Regions from separate parts of the Homo sapiens genome. Here regions 1, 2, 4 and 5 are each linked to region 3. A link is a contact called in ENCODE Hi-C or POLR2A ChIA-PET data. All regions are on one chromosome and are shown on one strand. Each heading gives the region's core, a stretch centred on a gene start or an enhancer-like site at or near the end of the contact. The rest is flanking DNA. Distances are from core to core; before and after follow the strand shown.

Region 1 (2,700 bases), core at 114-2,613, 790 kb after region 3:
GCATTTAGGGGGATGGGATTATGCTGATTAAGAGTAGGTCCAACCCTTTATGAACTCTGGCTTTACGATGAATGAGGCTGGCATTAATGCCTGCAAAAATGGACAAACTTGCTGTTTGAATTTATTTATAGTAAGAAATAAACCATGAAAACTTTTCTAAAATGTAATCTTTTAGAACACAAAAAAATTGCAGAAACAAAAATGGCCCAGAATCCTGATGCTCTGTTGACCATCTTTGTTTTGTTTGTTCGTTTGAGCATATGGCAAAAAATGCAAAATTCAGAAATGTGTAATGAGCATAGAATGTTACTATAACAATTGAAAAAACTTGAACACACACTACATACTAAACAACAGCATGAAATTTCAGTTTTTCTGAATTTGATGACTGCAGTGTGGTTATATAAGAGAATGTCTTTTCTTAGGAGAGACACCGTGAAACAGAGGAAAAAGGACATGATTCTGAAACTTTCTCTTAAAGTAACATATTAAAATCACACATATGTACACGCGTGCATATGTATACATATATATGTATAGAGAAAGCAATAGCAAATGTGGCAAAATGTTAAGATTTGGCAAATCTGGATAAAGATTTGCAATTCTGCTGCATTTGAAATTATTTAAAAATAAAAAACTTGAGTTTTTGGAGAAACAGGCATAAGAAACCTTTTGTTTCCATATTTGCGGCTTCTATACAGTCTTTTATGATGCAATTAAAAAAAAACTAAACTAAAAAATATAACACAAATCTTCCCTCCCATAGTAGCCAGAAACCCCCGCCGAGTACTTTGGGTGTCATAATAGGAAAAAAATGCAAAGCAATATGTTTTTCTATAAAGATTACTTATTTACTAATTAGAATTTTTTTATTTTCATGAAGATCAACAACAAAGTTTTTAAAATAATGACTTAGAGAATCATTTTGTGGTATTTGTTTAAGGCTGTCGCCCAGGAAAACGCCCAAGGACCATGCACGCTTCAACCCTATGGAAACACGAACGGCCCAGGGAACCGCCCCTTCGCGCTGCTTGACGGGATCTGGAGTCCTCCCGCTCCGCCCCGCCAGGCGCTCAGGGACCGCCCGGCCGCTCCCTCACCGCCCGGCCGCTCCCTCACCGCCCGGCCGCTCCCTCACCGCCCGGCCGCTCCCTCACCGCCCGGCCGCTCCCTCATCTCGCGATGCCATCCTCTTTTTTTTTTTTTCTTTCCCCCCTCCCACTCGCCCCCAAGCCCTATGACTCCCTCCCCTCCCAACGTGTTTTTCAAATCCACCAATGGGCACACAGCTTAGGCTCGAACCAGCCAATCGGAATGCGGAGTCACCGGGAAATTTAAATCGCGCCGGCCGGCTGCACGAGCCACACGGTCTTTGAGCTGAGTCGAGGTGGACCCTTTGAACGCAGTCGCCCTACAGCCGCTGATTCCCCCCGCATCGCCTCCCGTGGAAGCCCAGGCCCGCTTCGCAGGTACAGACTCAGGCGGCGGCCCGGCCCGAGCGCTAACGGCTTGCCCGTGGGCGGCGTTCGCCTTTTGGGTTGGGGGAGGGAGGCCCCGGGTCCACGCCGAGCCTGGCTCTGCCTCCCGCGTTGACTAGGCCTCGGGGGCGACGTTCATTGACCAGGCGGCTGAGTTTCGCGGGGTCTGCGGGTTTAGGGCGCCGACGCTCTGCAAACGGCAGCGGAGGCCTTAACGCGTCGCGGCCGGGAGAATCGGAGCGAGCCAGGCTTGAGGGCGAATGTCCCGGGAGGACTTGTGGCGGCCCTGGTTTCGCCTCCTCCTTTCTCGTTGCATCTTCCCCGGCGTGGGGGCAGGGGCTGGGGGTGGCAGTTGGGAGCACCGTCTCTGACACCTAGGCCCCGGGGGTGGCTCTGCCACCAAGTCGTAGGCGAGCGTAATGAAAGCAAAGATAGCAAATTGTAAGGAGGGCTTTGACTTTTGTCATCTTCTGAATGACGCACAGCTGATGTCATCCTAATTAAGCGCATTCACTCCTAGTCTCTGGAAATGCAAATCAAATATGCGAGATGCGGCACTGCATTTTTAATGTTGACCATAATGTAATGATGAAGCAAATTTTTATTTAATTTTCGAGTCTGCACCTATTTTGGCCAAGTAAAGACAGTAAAATAGGGAGAGCCTCCTGAGGATCTGAATTTATTGCCCTGGCACATAATTTTTAGCTGTAAGTTGACTTGGTTCCCCTACTTTGTCTTGAATTAACTATTAGGGACTCTGGAGTATCGAACTAGGCTGTCAGAAACGGTGGATACATGTGGCTAGTCCAAATTGAAATACGCTGTAAGCTTAAAGTACACAAAAGATTTCAAAGATGGAGTATGGAAAAAGAATGTAGAAGATGTCAGTTATTTTATATATTGATAACACGTTGAAATACTATTTGGATATGTTGGGTTAAGTAAAATACATTATTAAAATTAGTTTCACTTGTTTCTTTTCTCCTTTTTAAAAATATGGCTACTAGGAAGTTTCAATTTATATAGCTTGCATTCTATTTCTGATGGAGAGCCCTCTCCAGGAAGTCTCAGCCCTTTAGAGGGAAGGGGGACACTTCCCCTTTGGGTAAAGCTATTTCATAGTGCCGAAAACATGATGATCCCCCCTCTAGTATACAGGTGTGGATTCAGTAGATGCTTGATAATTCAGTTCTTATTTGGTACTATTATTGACAAAGGAAAA
Region 2 (2,700 bases), core at 1-2,500, 530 kb before region 3:
TTGGGAGGCCGAGGCAGGTGGATCACCCGAGGTCAGGAGTTCAAGACCAGCCTGCCCAACATGGTGAAACCCCGTCTCTACCAAAAAACAAAAAAAAAAATACAAAAATTAGCCAGTCATGATGGCAGGTGCCCGTAATCCCAGCTACTCGGGAGGCTGAGGTAGGAGAATCACTTGAACCCGGGAGGCGGAGGTTGCAGTGAGCCGAGATCGCACCATTGCACTCCAGTCTGGGTGACAGAGTAAGACTCCATCTCAAAAATAAATAAATAAAATAAATAAATAAATAAATAAAATTTTACCAAGCAAATATCAAAACCTCCTATCAGTGATTAAAGTTCAAGTCTGTATTGAAAGCATCCATCCAATGAACAGAAAGAGTGCATCTTTAAATGGACAGCTCATTTTCCTTTCTTTCTGTTAATATCTTTCAATCACATATGAGTTAAGATTCATTTTAAGTTTTATAGGCATACATCTGCATTAGCATGCAATCAGTATGGTGTATTTACACTACATGAGTGTGTTCATATGGATGATGTAGTGTAATATATCATAGGCTGAAATCCTGTAATTGTTCTGATGTTCTTAATGCCTGACTTAATCCTTCTCACTCTTATTTCATTTTTTCTCATTTTTTAATGTTTTCCCAACTCAATCGTTGCAATCTAATCAACCATTCTATCCCCAAACTATGGAGGGGAATTTTGCAACTTGCATGTAAATGGTTTTAAAAACCTGGTCTATTATTGTCATTTCTGATAGCGCCACTCTCTTCTGGGAAGCTGGTTAGGGCCACACACCAGCTGTGCTCTCAGCGTATTGCCTGTGTTCGTAATTAAAATCAGCCCAAGATTGTCGCAGTGCTTTTATGTTCGCATTAGATCAAACTGGAAAATTTAAACCCTCAAATGCTCGGGTGGAGGATTTGCAAGGGGAGAAACCCTACTCCCCGACCCCAAGCTGGAATCCACATCTAATGCTCTCTCAAAAACACTGTCCTAAAGACAGCATCTAATAAATAATGTTTTTAGAGTTTCTCATCTCTAGAACTTGTATCTCACCCTGCAGATGTGCCTGTTAGAGGAACCACAGGAGATTTGTGACCTAGAGATACTGGAAATGAGAAAGAAAAAAAATATTCCTTGAGGTTTCCTAAGTCTTGCAGAGTGTGGTAAATACTGTGTGTGAAAACTGCCTTTCAAGGCTTCTGTTGTTACTGCCCCCCCTCCACCCCGCCCTTGTCTGTGTTTGAAAACCCTGTCCCATGATTCAATGCAGGGTGTTGACTTTGGATACACATCTCCAGAGGCTGGCCACACCTGAATACACTGAGCCTCTGTGCAACTTCTTCCTGTGGAGTAAAACCCTCCAGCATTCTCAGAGGAAAGAGGCACCTCTTGATCACTCCAGGAGGTGGAAACAGTTCCTGTTTAAAAACCAAGTAAACCCCTCTCATTGCACCCCCTGCTACTTCAGAGGAACACCTCCATTCTGATGGAAGGAACTCGTACTTGGGTCCTGGAACCCTATTTGGGACCCAAACCTCTCCCACTTGTGTGGCCTGACGTGCCTGAGTGCTGTTTGTGTCCTTTTTATTATGTTGAAAACTTTGTTATTCCAAAGAAACATCTGAATCACAGAGCTTAGTTTCCCAGCATGTCGGAAAGCTGGGTGCTGGTGTAAAAAACTCAGATGTGGCTGAAAAGGGAAGTAATGAGAGGGGAGAAAAATAAGAAGAAAGAGTTAGGGTGAGGCTTTCACCTCCCTGGGTTCTTGCCTGGCTCCTCCTAGCTCTAATGAAGGGCTGTCCCTGTCCCCTTCTCCTTAAAGACTGTCCCTCTTCTCCCACCTGCTGGGCAACGTGGCTGTCACCTCGTCATTCCAAGAAGGCAGCAGGGTGTGGCGAGGAAGTGCCACACTGCCTGGGTTCAAGGGTTCAAATCCCAGCTCCAATATTTCATAGCTGTATAGCCTGGAGCCATGCAGCTCATCTCTCTTGCCTCAGTTTCTCCAAGTCTAAAATGGAAATGGTAAAAGGACCAACCTCCTAGGGATGTTGGGAGGATTAAATGAGTAAGTATGGAAGGTGCCTAGAACAGTGCCTGGCTAGATTTGTGTTTGCTGCAGTCATTACTCAGCCTTTTCTCTGCCTTCCATCCCCAGGAATTATGAATTACAGAGTTTTCCCTAATGGAGGTGTCACTGTGCATTGCTGGTTTCCAAGAAGCCATTGCCAAGTTAAAGTGAACCCTTTGTTGTCCTTTTTTTTTTTTTTTTTTTTGAGATGGAGTCTCACTCTGTTGCCCAGGCTGGAGCGCAATGGTGCAATCTTGGCTCATTGCAACCTCCACCTCCCGGGTTCAAGCAATTCTCCTGCCTCAGTCTACCGAGTAGCTGGGACTACAGGCACGCGCCACCATGCCCGGCCAATTTTTTTACTTTTTGTAAAGAAGGGGTTTCACCATATTCACCAGGCTGGTCTTGAAGTCCTGACCTTGTGATCTGCCTGCCTCGGCCTCCCAAAGTACTGGGATTACAGTCGTGAGCCACCGCATCCGACCTCATTGTGCTTTCTAAACCACTCCCGGGCCCCAGTTGGGAGACCCCGGTTGTACATTAGGTACAAATAACCCATCAGATAGGAATCTGCTCCCCGTACCCCACCCTACTCCCACCTGCAGCAGTGAAGCAAGGCCA
Region 3 (2,700 bases), core at 198-2,697:
GAAAAAAAGGAAATCATTTTTAACTGCAGTCTCACCTTACACATCTCACCAGCACTGTAGTTCATTAGTGATCCATTACTTCATCCAAATCCTGAGGCAAATAGAAAAGATGTTTCCATACAACACCAGTAACAGACATTATCAGTAGCAAACATTTTATCAGCCTGAAGTGAAAGGGCATCTACATTTAAAATGGAAAAAGTTACAAAAATGGTACAGTGTGCAGCTTTGCAAATGAGTCTGGTTTTTGACCTTAAAACATTTCCTTTCAGTAAGGTAAAAGAATAGATTATACAATGCTCTTAAAACTCAAAAACATAATAAAATCATCTTTTTCAACACAGACTGACCTTACTTTCAAAAACATAAAGAAATGAAGGAGAGGAAATTTCATTAATATGAGTTTAAGAGAGAGCAAAATTAAGAACAAACTAGGCAAGACAGACAACTCCTCCCTCCTTCCCCCGCTCCAGGAATCCACTGTCTCTGAAGTTACACTTTTTATTATATTAATGATTTGCCTGAGAAGTGTTAAGTTGTGAGGGAGAAGGAATGACAATTTTTGAACTGCAAACAAAACCTGAGGATCCCGATCCAAGAACAATCAGAGGACCCTGGCTTCCAGCCCTGTCTGAAGATTTCTCAGCAAAGGCGAGGGTGCAGAAGGCTCCAATAATTTAGGGGAGAGGAATCGAAGTTCCCTAGGTAAGACTGCAGTCTGTGAGCCCTTGAAAAGGGTACTGGAGTACTCTCAAGGAATCTCCAGGAAAAGAGAGCCTATCTTTATTTTTGTTGATGTGCTTGTGGGCCAAAGAGCATTTCCGAGGAGGGGGCGGGGAAAGGGGGGAAGAAAGTGAATCTCGGGCCGAGAGCCCTCCGCGGGGGAGGGAGGGGGCGCACGCCTGACCCACTTTTCCCCACGCCCCCGCTCCAGCCCCCACCCCACCCGGTGGAAGTCCGAGGCCTGAGGGGGGGCATCGAGCGGGGCGTGGGAGGCCCGCACGCTCCCCACCCCCAGCCGCGACCCGGAGGAGGGGAACGTGCCGGGAGGCTCGAGTCCCCCTCCCAGAGTGCTCTGGGCCGGAGAAACCTCCCGCAGGCTCCCGGGCCAGGCGTGCAAGGCCCCCTCTCCTGCCAGGGCCCAGGACGCTGCGGGCCCCAGCGGAGGGGAAGGGGACTAAGTAGGGGAAGAAGCTGTAAACAGCCCCAGCGTCCGGGCCTCGCCTCGAAGAGCCGCGCTTCCCAGGCCCAGCCGCGGGCCGCCCAGGCCCCCAGCCTGCCCCGGGGCCGCCGCGCCCGGGGTCCGGGACACCGGAGGGGAGTCGGGTCCCCTCCCCGGAGAGCTCCGGGAGCTCGCGGAGCGGCCCCAGGAGCAGAGAAGGGGGAAGTCAGGACTTACCTGTCATTACTTTCTACGCCATCTTGGATCCACTTGTCAACGTCCCCACAAAGCATTATGGGTAAGAAAGAGCCTTTAAAGTGACTCCCCCCGGCCCCCGACTCCCGCCTCCCGCCGCCGGCGCCGCCCCCTCCGGCCGCGCCTCCCGCCCGGAAAGTTGCCCCGGGTGGACTGCCGACCCCGGCGCCCGCAGCTGGCCCCTTCCCCTCCCCCGGGCTGACGGCATTGAAAATTCACCCGCATTTTTAAAACGTGGCTTTGGGGTTTTCTCCCTTTCTCCTGCCCCGGCCTCCCTGCCCCCACGCCCGGTCCTCTCGCCTCGCCGCGTTCCTGCCCGGGCAGACGCCCCGCGTCTGCATTGAATCAACCCGAGGTTTCCTTGCCGCCCGCGGCGCGGCGCGGAGCTGCTCGCGGATTTATTTGTGCGCGTGGATGTGAGCGTTTCTGCTCCTGCGGCCGCGCTTCCAGGAAGCCCGCGAGCGGCCGGGGTCGCCTTCAGAGGCCGCGCAGACCAGCTCCGCACCCGCCGCCCGGAGAGGTGCCTCTGCCCTGGGAAACCGCCCCGGGGCCGTTGGGCTCCGGGAACTGGGAGGACGCCGTGTCCCCGAGTCCACCAGCGTCGAAGCACGATTTAAAAAAAAAAATTGAGCCAAATGCAACTTTTTACCCCTTGTTTACTCTGTGTCCCGCGGTCTCCTCCTCCGGGCGGGTAACGTGATCCGCGACCCTCTAGGTGGGGACCCCTCCCCTAGGAATGTGGCTCCAGGCTCCGCGGAGCCACCCTGGGAGCGTCCGGGCTGCGGACTGTGACTCCGGGGCAGGTAATCCGGGGCGCCGGCTGCGGGCTCCGGGCGGGGCGGGGCGCGGAGGCAGCCAGGGCTCGGGGGAGGGTCCCGGGCGGAAAGCAGGGTGCGCCAGTCCGGGTCCACCTGGCGGGTCGGGGGAGAACCGCGGGCGCCGCTGCAGCTCGGGAGGCTGGAGGTGGGGACGCCCGGCGTCTCCGGGCTGCGACCCGCTGCGCTGGAAAGTGTGGGGCGCCTTGGCGCGGGCTGAGGTCTCTGACCCGGGCGAGTACCCCCAGCCCGCCGGCCACACTGCTGCCGGGCATCCTCTCCCCGCGACACCACGCCCGCTTTCGGCTGCGCGGGGCGAGCAGCGTACTGACCCCGGCGTCCAGCCGCCCAGGTCCCCCCAGCAACGGAGGCCCCTTGGTCAGCCTCCTCCCGCGCTCTCCGCAGAGCCTCTGGTCCCTGCTTTGCTGTCTTTGGAGGCCTGCTCCAGTTGCTTTTTTTTTTTTCCAA
Region 4 (2,700 bases), core at 66-2,565, 750 kb after region 3:
CCAAATCGATAATCTGCTTTAAAATCAGCTTTCACCCAGCAATAATAGCTGGTTAGAGTTCATGTTTTTGCAAAGAGGTTGATTCTGACTCATTATGTTGTTAAACGGTTGTGCCATGCACAGCTGAATAAAGTTCTGGTGGATATCCAATTCCTGACTGTCAACTGTTGACCTCACAACTGCTTCCCCATTGATATAACCATCTGTTGTCATGGGAAAGATTGTCTGATATTTGGGTTAAATGCCACTGAAGTCATTCAATTTCCATGTGGAAAAATAACCCAGAGTAAATTGCCCTGTGAGGTACGGAAACTGTTTTTCCCAGAGATAGCGAAGCCGACAGAACATCCAAATAAAAGCAAAACAAAAACACGATCCCCCAGAGAACCCCTCATTTCTTCACGGGCTGAGTAACTTAATTTCATTTCGTGCATGAAGTATAAGAGTGTGTGCGTGTTAGTTAAACCCCGGCTCAGGTGTCCCAAGGTTGTGCGCTGGGGCTGCGGGGAGAGCAAAGTGCCCGGGGCTGCCGGATTTCGGCCCCGCTTCCCCCCAGCCCTCCACAGCGCCCCCCGCAGCCCCTGCTCACCCAGTCGAGGGGGGCGGACCCCGCGGCGTCCTGCGAGCCCGGCCCGGGCACGGCTCCCGAAAGGCGCGCCACGACCCCTTTTGACACTTTCCCTCCTCCGTGATGGAGCAACTACTTAACATGCAAAGTTTTCCCCAGCCTGCCCGGCTTGCTCGGGATCATTTCAGTAGCTAAATTGGCTTCTTTCCGAAAAGGCTGCCAAGAGACACGAAACCTTGGGGACACACTTTGCTCCTTTATAAGACGAACGCAGACCCGGGGTGTCCTCTCTTGCGAGCTCTGACCCCCCTCCTCGTCCCACGTTTCACTGAGCCTCCTTCCCAGCTCCCCCCCACAGATCCCCGCTCCGCTCCCAGGGCCCCGCACTACACCAATCTTACTTTTTCTCTCCGCCACCGGTGCTTCGGGGGATGATCCGACGATCAAACAGAGGAGCCAGAAAGCTCTAGCTGTCATTTTTGCAGACAGGGTTCCCAGGCTCTAAAAGTGAGCCTGGTCTTTTGCTTGCTTTCTCTCCCCCAACCCCTTCTCCACACCCCCACCCCCGTTCATGCTAATGAGGGGCAGCCTTTGGGGAAACGGGAATCACTCGCTGAGCAGACCATTGGAACAAAACCGAGCCGCAGGGATTTCTCCCTCTTCCTTCCTAAGGAGGACGAGCACATGGCCTTGCAAAGTTGTCCCCGGGAATGTCTGTCCTGTGATCTGCGGGCGAGGAGAGCATCACAGCCTAAACTTTAAACCTGTGTGCGTTTGCGCGCTGGGGTGGGGGCAGCAAAGGGTGGGGTGACAAGTGCAGAGAATAAGCGTGTTTCGGGACTGAGGGACTGGGTGGGGGAGAACGAGTGACGGGAGCTTTTTTCTAGATTAGGTCAACAACAAATAGGAAAATAGTGCTTAAGACAGCGTGGGTTTGTGGAAGGGAGATTCCAGATGACAGAGAATGTATCCTGGAATGTGTGTGTTAGGCAATTTCTAGAGAAACCAAGTCACTGCTTCCTTAGTAAAACTGTTTCATTATATATCACAGCTCATTGTAACCTCTGCCTCCCGGACTAAAGCGATTCTCGTGCCTCAGCCTCTCAAGTAGCTGGGATTACAGGCATATGCCACCATGCGAGGCTAATTTTTGTATTTTTAGCAGAGACGGGATTTCACCGTGTTGGCCAGGCTGGTCTCAAACTCCTGACCTCAAGTGATCCACCCACCTTGGCCTCCCAAAGTGCTGGGATTACAGCATGAGCCACCACGCCGGGCCCAGAGGTCTAATTATTAATCAGAATGTTGCCTGTTGAGGCCAGGCAGGGTGGTTCATGCCTGTAATCCCAGTACTTTGGGAGCCCGAGACAGGAGGATCTCTTGAGCTCAGGAGTTCAAGACCAGCCTGAGCAACATGGAGAGAACCTGTCTCTACAAAAAATACAAAAATTAGCCAGGCATGGTGGCTCGCATCTGTGGTCCCAGCCACTTGGGAGGCTGAGGTGGGAGGATCACTTGAGCCTAGGAGGTGGAGGTTGCAGTGAGCCGAGATTGTGCCACTGCACTCCAGCCTGGGTGACAGAGAGAGGCCCTGTCTCAAAAAAAAAAAAAAAAAAAAAAGAAGAAGAAGAAGAAGAAGAAAGAAAAGAAAGAGGAGGAGCCAGGCACAGTGGCTCACGCCTGTAATCCCAGCATTTTGGGAGGCCAAGGCAGGCGGATCACGAGGTCAGGAGTTCAAGACCAGCCTGGCCAAATTAGTGCAACCCTGTCTCTACTAAAATTACAAAAAAGTTAGCAGGGTGTGGTGGCACACACCTGTAGTCCCAGCTACTCAGGAGGCTGAGGCAGGAGAATCGCTTGAACCTGGGAGGCAAAGGTTGCAGTGAGCTGAGACTATGCCATTGCACTCCAGCCTGGGTGATAGAGTGAGACTTTTGTCTCAAAAAGAAAAAAAAAAAGAGGAGGAGGAGGAGAACGAAGAAGAAGAAGAAGGAGAGCAGGGCCAGGTGTGGTGGCTCACGCCTGTAATCCCAGCACTTTGGGAGGACAAGGTGGGTCGATCACGAGGCCAGGAGATCCAGACCATCCTGGCTGACACAGTGAAACCCCGTCTCTACTGAAAATACAAAAAA
Region 5 (2,700 bases), core at 116-2,615, 700 kb before region 3:
TTTGCAGAGGGTTCCTAGGCTGAGACGGAATTCAGGCTGTAGGCTCTGTGAGACCTTGTGTGAAACCCCCGGTTCTGTCTCTGTCACTTGTTTGAGTCTCCCATTTCTCTGTCTATCAAAAGATTGAATATGGTGGCTTACAACAGAGGCAGTCGAGGGTAATTATTAGTATCATGGTTTGACCTCGAGATCTGGCACTTCCTGGACCTATTCCGTTGTATATTTCTCTGTGCACTCCCTGAGCCTCCCTTTTCTCAGCTGAGAAAATGGTCACACCTATGGTATCCCACACTGTGGAAAATGACCAAATAAGACAAGGTATGTGCAAGTATTTGGTAGAACCCTACAGAGGTAGGAAGTGGCTGTTACTAGCTGTTTCCACTGGTATTCTCTGGCCATCTCAGAGCTGTTTAGGGACCATTCCAGCTACAGGGGAGGGCAAGATTTAGAGTAGACTCTCAAATGAGTCTATCTGATTCTTTGGAAGCACGAGCTCTAGTAAGATAGTTTGAACAAAGATGTGACCATGAGGGGTTTTGTTTTATTTTTTAACTAGATTTTGATATGTTGTGTGCCGCTTCTCCACTGCACAGATTGACCAAGAGTTAGCTGCAGATTGTGGCTCAGTAAGAAGGTCTTGTGGTACGTGCTCCTGCGGCCCCCACCTCAAACTCTTGCCTCTGGTGTTCTTGAAAGAAATGAGGGGACCTTTGCCCGAGCCAAGGGAAAATGCAAGATTTTGGAGGCTTAGCCCCTTTATTGTTTTTTTCCTCTGTTGCTTATATTGATTTCTGCGGCAAAGAGCAGTTGACTGGGATTGAAAGCTACTCTGCTGGTCTTGGATGTGGAAGAAAAAATAATTCCCACTTTCCAAATAGAGGCTCATCCAGAGGCAGCAGATGCCAGAGGCAGCAGATGCTAGCTGCAGTTCTGCAGGCAGGAATTGCACGTGCAAAGCAGAGCTGACGTCCAGTCCACGCCTCATGGCACTTTGGAAGTGCATCTGACACCGTTTGCCTGCCATACACAAGCCACAAAGACTTTTTGAGGCGACAGGTTATGCCAAAAATTAAGTAAAAATGACACAGCTTCAGATGACATTTACATATCTATTTTTGAGGTTTCAGAACATGTGCCCTATAAAAATGTACAACTGCATTGTTTAAAACTCTTCTGAGTCTCTGAGGATTTTCTATCAGTGCATGCCTCTCAGTTATCACTTAAATGTCAAGGCCCTAAGCTTGTATGAGCCCCTAAAATGTTTTTGAGCCCCACAGTAAATTTTTGGCTGACCACATTTGTTCTATGTAAGGCTGATAACAAGCCACCACGTGGAATCTCACAGTGGGACTTTAGTATCAGGCAATTGCAGAGTCCTGAAGCTCGTGTTGCGGTTATTATGGTTCTATATAAAGCCCCAGGGGAGAAAGTCATTTCATGCTTTTAAAATTACTAGTTAATGTTTAAGGAGTTTATACGGAGTGGACTGAGCCAAGCATTTTCCCCTTAACTTTAAAATTATTACAGAGAGGCCTTAAGAAACTGTTCTGTATTAGATGGTGATTAAAATATGACCTTTTTCTTTCTTTATGCTTAGGATTTTCACGATGTGGTTTGCAATTAATTTGTATGTGCACAGTCTTTGTGCTAGTTTCTGTGGACATACAGTGGTGCTACTTGGCCTTAAGAGCTTCCTGTGTGTGGTTGGGAGATAGGCAGTTAGTAAGCCATGTGTGCTGTGAGAAAACCCAGAGCATAGAAGTCGCACATGAGAGTACCAGGTGCTGAGTACCATGGGGGTGAGAGCAAGGAGGGATTATTTCTGCCCCAAGAAGGCTTCTTGGGAAATAGAGCAGTTATGAAGGACCTGGAAAGATGTTCCAATAAGACTTGGGTGAGGAGACACAATAGTCCCAAGTAGGGAGGGCAGAGCACCCTGAGTAGAGGTGTGGTGTCAGGAAGTGTGAGAATTCTTCAGAGACTGATAGTCGGAAGGGATTCCTCTGCAAAGGCCTGTGGAAGGATATGAAGGTTGGAAAGACAAGTGGGAGCCATTGGGGAGTCTCAACAAATGTGTATTGTATTGTGTGTGTTTCACTTGGAAAATTATCTTGCTATTAATGAGAAAGTACAGATTAATGCTTTTTTTGTTTTACTGGATTCAAATTATATTTGACAAGTCATTTCATTCTAGTGTATGCATGTGATTTTCTTGGAACGAGGGTAACATTTTAAAGATAGGATTTGATGAGTCAATGAGGTATTTTTCAAGTAGATTACTTAGAAAATGTTATAGTCATAAAATATCTTGGAGTTACAGTTAAGAGTCAATTATTGTTTCATCTATAGGCATCCAATTAAAGTTGAATTATGCTGTTATTTTCACTCAATTTCCAAAGCTATGCACTTCCGTAATTTCTATCCTTGTTTATAGTCAGTATAATGTTTAATGCAATGTGCCTGATTTAGCACTTTGTGTTATAAATTTTGCCTGATAAATAATCAACTTATTTTCTTCCGTATGACGACAGTTTTCTTCACAGTGAATGGAGCTTAGTGTATTTATATAAAATGTAAGTCTGGGAGAGTTTCCATTATAGTTCAAGTATATTTAATGTTCAAAAGAATGCAGTATTTGTGGTTTCCTGGCATTCTTTGAATACCATGTGGCTCTTCTCTCTTCCTTCTCACCAAAACCCT

Evidence for each region. A loop is a pair of places that touch in the nucleus more often than their neighbours do. ChIA-PET counts read pairs that join two places held with the same protein, here RNA polymerase II (POLR2A). Pooled maps may share reads with other maps.
Region 1: a loop to region 3 is called in a map of naive thymus-derived CD4-positive, alpha-beta T cell, with 5 times the contacts of the local background. The contact joins the promoter of KPNA2 here to the promoter of HELZ in region 3. A Hi-C loop is called at or near these places in 2 of 168 maps with a recorded cell type or tissue (CD8-positive, alpha-beta T cell and naive thymus-derived CD4-positive, alpha-beta T cell) and 6 of 50 pooled maps.
Region 2: a loop to region 3 is called in a map with no recorded cell type, with 12 times the contacts of the local background. The contact joins the enhancer-like site here to the promoter of HELZ in region 3. A Hi-C loop is called at or near these places in 1 of 168 maps with a recorded cell type or tissue (Caco-2), 21 of 37 single-sample maps with no recorded cell type and 6 of 50 pooled maps.
Region 4: a loop to region 3 is called in a pooled map, with 5 times the contacts of the local background. The contact joins the promoter of C17orf58 here to the promoter of HELZ in region 3. A Hi-C loop is called at or near these places in 4 of 50 pooled maps. POLR2A ChIA-PET finds 5 or more read pairs at or near these places in 2 of 52 experiments (HEK293 and OCI-LY7).
Region 5: a loop to region 3 is called in a pooled map, with 17 times the contacts of the local background. The contact joins the enhancer-like site here to the promoter of HELZ in region 3. A Hi-C loop is called at or near these places in 4 of 37 single-sample maps with no recorded cell type and 4 of 50 pooled maps.

The regions. Positions count from the first base shown.
Region 1 is chr17:68,034,372-68,037,071 of GRCh38, forward strand. It overlaps KPNA2 (karyopherin subunit alpha 2), which reads left to right and starts at 1,364. Exons shown (of 11, transcript NM_002266.4): 1 at 1,364-1,469. RefSeq lists a silencer at 1,097-1,146 and enhancers at 1,110-1,657, 1,677-1,896.
Region 2 is chr17:66,710,786-66,713,485 of GRCh38, forward strand. The region is part of intron 8 of PRKCA (protein kinase C alpha); the gene reads left to right. Among named protein-coding and RNA genes, the nearest start is that of MIR634, 75 kb to the right of the region's middle. Within about 2 kb of position 1,251, at least 9 of the 41 ENCODE cell types and tissues checked have a DNase peak (open chromatin) inside an H3K27ac peak, as active enhancers do.
Region 3 is chr17:67,243,749-67,246,448 of GRCh38, forward strand. HELZ (helicase with zinc finger) reads right to left here and starts at 1,448. Exons shown (of 33, transcript NM_014877.4): 1 at 1,400-1,448; 2 at 36-91. HELZ-AS1 (HELZ antisense RNA 1) reads left to right here and starts at 1,028. Exons shown (of 4, transcript NR_136398.1): 1 at 1,028-1,460. RefSeq lists enhancers at 672-1,659, 1,660-2,646 and silencers at 976-1,025, 1,126-1,615, 2,166-2,255, 2,266-2,465.
Region 4 is chr17:67,995,154-67,997,853 of GRCh38, forward strand. It overlaps C17orf58 (chromosome 17 open reading frame 58), which reads right to left and starts at 1,316. Exons shown (of 4, transcript NM_001382359.1): 1 at 970-1,316. The coding sequence starts at 1,045. RefSeq lists a silencer at 546-635.
Region 5 is chr17:66,540,651-66,543,350 of GRCh38, forward strand. The region is part of intron 3 of PRKCA (protein kinase C alpha); the gene reads left to right. Among named protein-coding and RNA genes, the nearest start is that of PRKCA-AS1, 130 kb to the left of the region's middle. RefSeq lists a silencer at 1,781-1,830. Within about 2 kb of position 1,366, at least 9 of the 41 ENCODE cell types and tissues checked have a DNase peak (open chromatin) inside an H3K27ac peak, as active enhancers do.